Linked DNA regions of Homo sapiens: all the other regions are linked to region 3. The links are chromatin loops, found by intact Hi-C in ENCODE. Cell type or tissue: CD4-positive, alpha-beta T cell. All regions are shown on one strand.

Region 1 (2,500 bases), 61 kb after region 3:
AATGTAGAGATGCGTTAGTGCCGGGAGAGGGCGTTGCGAGATTTCCAGATTGCGCGTGGCATCCTGTCTTCCCCGTCGCTCTGGGACAAAGCCCCCTCCCCTTCCTACCCAACCAAATCCTCTTCCTACTGGACCTTGGGGTGCCCCCTCTAGGCCCTCAGCAGTCACCACTCACCCCCTCCCTTTCTTAGCCCAGTCCCAACCTTATCGTGGAAGGGTAGGAACAGAGTCCCAGCCCAGCCTGCCTGTCCACCTTCAGGCACCAAACACCCTGAGGTCTGCACCAGCCGTTGCTCTAGCCCAGCGGTCCCCAACCTTTTAGGCACTAGGGACTGGCTTCGTGGAAGACAATTTTTCCACGGATTTGGGGGGATGCTTTTGGGATGATGCAAACACATTTATTGTGCACTTTATTTCTATTATTAATTGTAATACATAATGAAATAATTACACAACTCACCATCATGTAGAATCAGTAGGACCCCTGAGCTTGTTTTCCTGCAACTAGACGGTCCCATCCGGGAGTGATGGGAGACAGTGACAGATCATCATCAGGCATTAGATTCTCATAAGGAGCCTGCAACCCAAATCCCTCGTATGCGCAGTTCACAACGGGGTTCATGCTCCCATGAGAATCTTATGCCACGGCTGATCTGACAGGAGACAGAGCTCAGGCAGTAATGCGAGCAACGAGGAGCAGCTGTAAATACAGATGAAGCTTCTCTGGGGACCCCTACGCTAGTCCACAGAGGCGGGAGAAGTGGAGCGGCTTCTCCTCTCCAAACAATGCACCCCTCCATCCCCATCTCATCTCCTCCCATGGGCAGGTCTTGGGCAAGGCTTCATTCTCACTAGAAAAATCACCCTCCCTCCCCCATGGCCTTCCGGCTCCTGCCTTTCTCCTGGAGCCCTGGACCCGGGTGTCCATCCTCCAGCTCTGGGTGGTCCAGGGGCTTCTGATGCTGGGCATCTGGACATGGAGGTTGTGGGGAAAGGTTCCTTGAATAGTCGGGGAGAAGGGTGGAGAAGATCGGCCCTTGCCAGCAAGTCCTCTGTCAGGCCAGCATCCCATGGTTAACAAGCTCGTTCTGGGTCCATTTCTCTGGGTAAATGGCAGTGTACAAATAGAAGTCCCTGCCCCCAGAGAGCTCACATTCCAGGTGGGAGACAGACAATAAACAAGCTAGCAACAAATACAATCACAGTGGCAGGTGGTGAAAGCGCCATGAAAAAATGACCAAGGAGCCTTCGCTCACACACTGGATTTCTTCTGGGCGCGAGCAGAAAAACCGGCGAATCCTGATCAAGAAGGCACCCTCTGGTGGCCATATGAGGAATAGGCCACAGTGACACCAGGGCGGACGCTGAGAGACCCGGTGGGGCCATGGCAGTGTCCAGGCAAGGGGACGGAGGCTTGGGCCAGGGAGGTGATGGTGGGAAGTGTAAGAAGTGGCTGGACGGAGAGTTGGTATTGTAGAGGCTTTAGGACTTGCTGAGGGAGTCAAGAATGATGTTGGGTTTCATTCTTAGCACCTTGGCGGATGGAGGCACCATTTAACTAGGAGGGGGTGGCCGCGGGAGGAGTGGGCTTAGAGCATCCAGGAATCAAGCTTCTGTCCTGGACATTTTGGGTGAGAAGCCTGTTGAACATGAAGCTGTTGAGTGTTTGGATAGAATATTCTGGAAAAGGGGAAGGGTCCAGGCTGGAGGCATAAGCGTGGAGTTGTCCCAACGTAGATGGCATTTGCTATTGACCGAGTGTTTACATCCCTGAGAACGTATATATTGAATTCATATGTTGAAAACTAATTCCAGCGTGATGGCATTTGAAGGAGAAGCCTTTGGGAGATGATTAGGTCATTAGGGAAGGGCCCTCGTAAGTGGGCTTGTCACCTTTATAATACAGGCCCTGAGAGCTAACTAGCCCCCTCCACCACGTGAGGATACAGTGACGAGTTCACCATCTATGAACCAGAAAGCAGGTCTCACCGGACATTGAATCTGCTGGCACCGTGGTCTTGGACTTCCCATGCTCCAGAACTCTGAGAAATGAGTTTCTGGGGTTGTTGTTTTGTTTTGTTTTTTGAGACATGGTCTCACTCTGTCGCCCAGGCTAGAGTGCAGTGGTGAGATCTCAGCTTCGTAGTATATTTTGAAATCAGGTAGGGTGATGCCTCTGGCTTTGTTCTTTTTGTTCTAGATTGCTTTGGCTACTCAGGGCCTTTTGTAGTTCCATACAACGTTTAGGGTTTTTTTTTTTTTTTTTCTGTGAAAAATGACGTTGGGATTTTGATAGGGATTGCACTGAATCTGTAGCTCTTTGGGTGCTATGGACATTTTAACAATACTGATTCTTCCATTTCATGAACACAAGATATCATTCCGTTTATTTGTGTTTTCTTCCATTTCTTTTAGGACTCCAGAGACTAAGTCAGTATTTAAAGCAGCAGGAGGCCACCCAGGGAAGGAATGCAGCTCAAGACCCCATCCACCCAGCAGC
Region 2 (2,500 bases), 340 kb before region 3:
CTTGGTTTTCCCCAAATTGTACTTGATTCTGTATGTGTGTACATGTTTGAGCATGGGTATGCATGCACGTGTATATTTGCATGTGTGTGCATGCATGTATGTGCATTTCTATATGCCTGTGTGTACATGCATGTGTGTGCAGGTGTACATGTACATGTGTATATGTATGTGTCTCTGTGTACATGCCTATGTGTGCATGTGTATATGTACATGTGTATGTGTATATGTGCCTGCGTGTGCATGTGTATATATGCCTGTGTGTGCATGCATGTGTATGTGTTTATACATGTTTGTGCATGTGTATGTGTGCCTGCGTGTGCATGTGTATATGTGCCTGTGTTGTGCATGTGTGTTTATTTATGTACCTCAACAGCAGTGTGAGCTACCTGAGGGCAGCAGTTGTGCTGAATTCATCTCAATATCCTTTCTACCTGGTGCAGAGTGATACTAGATGAATGCTTGTGGAGTGAATAAATGAATGAATGAGGGCCAGTACAGCAGTTATTAAGTGTGGGTCTTGAAGCCAGACTGATGTGAGGTCCAAATCTTACTCTGCCGGTCATTAAGCAAGCCGCTTTGGTTTATTTTCCTAATCCCGTAAAGCCTGGGTTTCCTTATCTCCCGGTGGGGATAAGAATACCACTATTTTATGGGGGTTGGTGTGAGGATTAGGTAACAACAATCAGAGCCAACATGGACCAAGCCAGGCTGTGGGCCAGGCACTGTACTAAGGGCTTTGCAAATGCTAGCTCTCGTGCTCCTCCTGGCAATTTCACGGTGTAGGGGTGGTTACACAGTCAACTCTCAGAGTGACTTGGCTGTTACCGTATTTATGATGGTGGAGAGGAGATTCAGGATTCTTAGCCCCTGGGGGAAGCTTCCCCTGAGTGCAGCTCAGATTCTGGCTGATAGGGCTGTCTGGAGAGGTTGTCTGAGCCAGCAGGCTGCGCGCTCTGCCTGGCCAGCTGCAACTTGACTCTCGACTTGGCCGGGTCCTTCTAGTGCGGCTTATAGCATTCAACCTCCTCTAGGTGGCGCTGCGGAGCGGGGACTCGGCTGCTGATCGCGGCGCCCCCTGGCGGTCTGTTCCCGTCAACATTTAGATTAAGCGCAGAGCCGGTTCCGCCAGGGAAGTGCGCGTCCCGGTGCCCCCGCGTGATGAGAGCGGATGACAGATTGCGGGAAAAAGTTAGAATGTAACGTTAGTTGTATGACAGAGAGGACCAAGCTGTGCAGCAGAGGGAGACAGAAAAGGGAGGGACCAAGCCACAGCAAGGAATGATCGTCAATAACATTAACGTCTAGAATTTATTGACCACCTGCTATGCGCGAGCCACTGTCCTAAACATCTGGTATTCATTCCCTTAGTTAACACACCTCTAGTAAGTGCGTGTCTCAAGAACAGTGTCTGTGTTTCATTTAGGGCCTAGCACACAGTGGGTGTCTGGCACATAGTAGGTTCTCAACACATTTGGAAATGAATAATACAATAATCCTGCAATTTTTCTCTCCAATTAATAATGTAGAGGCAAATATTATCTCCATTTAGAAAACTGAACAATGGTCGGAGAGTTTGCACAACTAATGCGTGACACAGCGAGGGCACACGAGGTTTAGACCCAGCTCAGCCGTGTGCCAGGGCTTCTCAGAGAAGAGAAGACCCTCTGCCTTCAGGGAGTTTGCTGTCTAATTGGCCACGTCTACACCCTCCCTGCCTGGGTGGCATGCCAGGGATGGCTATTTATGGCTCAGGGAGGAGGTCCAGTGAAGTTCCCCTCATAAATTATAAAGGGAGACACATGTGGGTCAAGATTGGGGAATTCAGTGTGTGAGGGATCCCCAGGAATCTTACACTGTCCAATCAGGGATTTTCCTTCTCTTACCCTGGAGAGTGGCTGATGTAGGCAGTGGGGATTTGCTGAGTACCTATAATGAGCTCTCAAGGGTATCTCCTGGTCCTGTAGAAGAGGCTCACCTCCTCCCTATCACAGAGTTCCAGTTCCTATGGCTGGAGCTCTCAGCCCCAGCCGCTGGCTGCTCAAAGGAGAGTTTCCTCATGTCCAAAATGGGGGCTATGGTTTATCTTGTATACCCCAGCACCTGCATGAGGAAGGACTGAAAAGTGCTGTGCACTTTTGTGATTCGCACATCCAGTCCCCATTCAGGCTCTGGGGATCCCCCAGGCATGGTCTTGGTGTATTAGACTTTTTCCTGGAGATGTGATTATGAATGGGCATTAGTAAGTGGTGTTATGCAGAGATGCCCTTCTCTGAATGGCCTCTGGTATTTGTTTTTTGAGTTCTTGAGAACATATATATTTTTTGGTATTCCATGGTCTTTATCATTGTCAGGCTGTCACTGAACTGTCGCTTGCATTTGGCTGCCCCTGGTAATTTTCTTCCTTCCCCTAACTCACTGCTTCAAGTTCTTGAGTTGGCAGGAAGAGAGGACCAGGCTCCTTTTATATTTCTTCTGTGAATAAAATATGCCAGTGTCAATG
Region 3 (2,500 bases):
AGCCCCTGGCCACCATCCTGCACTCGCCCACGTTCCAGCCCAGGGTCAGGAGAGGGTGTGAAAATAGGCACATTCAGTCAGCGCTTACAAAGCACGGCGCGCTTCATGTATTTAAAAAATAAAATGTGTGCCTGTCAAAAAGGGAGACAGGACAGTAAACATGATTCCTGGCGTCCGCTATGTAGGCTCTGAGTGGCAAGTCACAGATCTAACTGTTCAAGCGCAGAGATCAATTTCAACAAAGGAAGACGCGAGCGCCTCCTGCTGGGCAGAGCCCCCGCGCCCGGGAACCCGGGACGCTCCCCGCTCCCCGGTCCCCGGCCCCCGCCCGTCCCACCAGCCCGTCCCCTCAGGGAACTTTGGGGCAGGCCAGGGCGCCCATGCACTCGCTTCTTCCTCCAAACCCCCGCAGTCCCCGCAGCAACCCCCACCCCCCACACACAAACCGGCTTCCTCCCACGAGGAGAGCCCCGGGCCTGGTTCTACCGACTCCCCCACGTTGAACCGCCCAGGGGCCGGGGAAAGTTTCGCTCTCCGGAACCAGGTTCCCCGTCCTGGGCTTTCAGGACGTCGGATCCCAAAGGTGTTCAGCGGAGTTGGGCGGGCTGTCATGTTTTACAAAAGGGGAAACTGAGTCTGGAGAGCGCCAGCTCCGCGCCAGGCCCTCTGCCCCGGCGGGAAACCTGCTGATTGTTGGAGGGGAAACCGAGACTCAGGGACACTGAGGGGCAGCAACTTCCTCCCCCGACACGACAGAACAGTGGCAGAGCCTGCCTGCTGGGGCGTGCGGCTGGCGCCAACCTCTCCCTTTCTCCCTGCAAAACGAAGGCGAAAGACGCCCCCACGCCAGGCTCGGGGAGCCCCTCCCTCTCCACCCGCTTCCCCCTCAAACCCTGGTTCGTGTCTCCCTCTGCATAGCCCAGGGCCCAGGCAAGCGGAACCCCTACATCCACGACAGCGCCACGGGCCCGAGGGACGAGGACCTGCCTCTCTGGCCCACCCGGGCCTCGCGCCCGGAGGGCGGAGCCACAGCCGCGCCGGGAAACTGCCTTTGCACTTCCGGCGTAGGGCGAAGCCGAGCAGATCGGAACAAGGCCGAGTCTGGCCGAGTGCTGCCGAATACAGCCGAGTAGAGCCGAGCCTGGCCGAGTGGAGCCAAGGGTCGCCGAATAGAGACGAGTCCAGCCGAGCGGAGCTGCGGGTCGGATACCACGCGGCTACTGGGCGAGGCCTGAGGACCCGCGGCGCCCCCTGCCGGGCCTGGGGAGCACAGAGCCACGCTCCAGCCGTCCCCGCAGCCCTGCGACAGGCTTTTGAGATGGGCGTGGGAGCCCATTTTTTCGGATGAGGAAACTGAGTCTACGAGAGGTTCTGAGGCTGGCTCAAAGGCACTCAGCGCTAAGAGGCAGTGGCGCTGGGGTTCAAACCCGATTGCGTGGCCAGGAGCTCACCTTTCACTGCCGACCACGTAATGGGCATCGTGCGTTTGTTCCGTTCTCCCTCTGGCAGCTGCCGTTTGATAAGGCCCAACAGGGAGAGCCCCTCCCTTCTGAAGAGCAGGCGCAGGGTCCTGGCTGGAGCTCAGAGGCAACCCCTGATCTTACAGAGGGAGACACCAGGCAGGCTCTGGGGCCTGTTGAGCCAGCAGTTCCCCTGAGCAAATATTGACACATTTGCTGGCCTTTAAAGCGGACAGGAGGGTGGAGAGGCCACATCCCAGCTCTTCCCCTGCTAGGATCCGATACACCCCACCCCACCGTAGGCCTCAGTTTCTCCACCTGTAAGATGGTGACAGAGGATGTGGGTTCCAGGAGAGTGTGAGCCAGAACCTGAGGTGTCTGGGACCCCAGGGGACCCTGAGTGTGGCCCAGGCACCTTTTTTTTTTTTTTTTTTTAAGATGGAGTCTCGCTCTGTCACCCAGACTAGAGTGCAGTGGTATGTTCTCCGATGACTGCAACCTCCGCCTCCTGGGTTCAAGCGATTCTCCTGCCTCAGCCTCCCGAGTAGCTGGGACTACAGGCACGTGCCACCATCAAGCCCAGCTAATTTTTTTGTATTTTTAGTAGAGACGAGGTTTCACCATGTTAGCCAGGATGGTCTCGATCTCCTGACCTCGTGATCCGCCCGCCTCGGCCTCCCAAAGTGCTGGGATTACAGGCGTGAGTCACCGCGCCCAGCCGGCCCAGGCACTTTTTTTGAGCCTATGAGAAAATGAAGGTTTGTCTCACCCTCCACACACAGGTGTGCACTCATGTGTGCCCGTCATTCACCCCTCAGTGTGGTGCACGCTGCTGTGAGGTTTGCTGGAGGCCTGCTGGGATTCTGGGGAGGAACCAAGGTCCCCATGGGGCCTGGGCTGCCCTCTGCCTGTTGGGTCTTCCCAGAGGGTGTTGTCTGCCATGGCCACCAGGGACACCAGTGGCCTCAGAGCTCTCCCCACGCCCAGCATCACTCCCGTCCACTCAGCCCCCATTTTCATAGTTTTGTTTTTAAACTATG

Evidence for each region. Peaks named below come from ENCODE experiments on the same cell type or tissue, not always from the same donor. Only the 100,000 strongest peaks of a DNase experiment are listed, where the experiment ranks them.
Region 1: a loop joins it to region 3, with 7 times the contacts of the local background. A loop is called at or near these places in 13 of 110 quality-filtered maps.
Region 2: a loop joins it to region 3, with 4 times the contacts of the local background. A loop is called at or near these places in 11 of 110 quality-filtered maps.

What each region holds. Positions count from the first base shown.
Region 1 is chr22:37,259,722-37,262,221 of GRCh38, forward strand. The region is part of intron 2 of LOC107985576 (a long non-coding RNA gene); the gene reads right to left. Among named protein-coding and RNA genes, the nearest start is that of RAC2, 17 kb to the left of the region's middle. RefSeq lists an enhancer at 880-1,419. In CD4-positive, alpha-beta T cell, CTCF peaks have their summits at 52 (motif pointing right), 1,316 (motif pointing left) and 1,515; a DNase peak (open chromatin) is centred at 1,310.
Region 2 is chr22:36,855,487-36,857,986 of GRCh38, forward strand. The region is part of intron 1 of NCF4-AS1 (NCF4 antisense RNA 1); the gene reads right to left. Among named protein-coding and RNA genes, the nearest start is that of NCF4, 4.3 kb to the right of the region's middle. In CD4-positive, alpha-beta T cell, CTCF peaks have their summits at 1,052 and 1,251 (motif pointing right); a DNase peak (open chromatin) is centred at 1,055.
Region 3 is chr22:37,198,377-37,200,876 of GRCh38, forward strand. It overlaps a transcript of C1QTNF6 not described here. Among named protein-coding and RNA genes, the nearest start is that of C1QTNF6, 11 kb to the left of the region's middle. RefSeq lists an enhancer at 1-472 and silencers at 155-384, 1,175-1,354. In CD4-positive, alpha-beta T cell, CTCF peaks have their summits at 239 (motif pointing left), 439 and 1,293 (motif pointing left); DNase peaks (open chromatin) are centred at 265, 1,145 and 2,352; H3K4me3 peaks cover 1,712 bases; H3K27ac peaks cover 1,517 bases.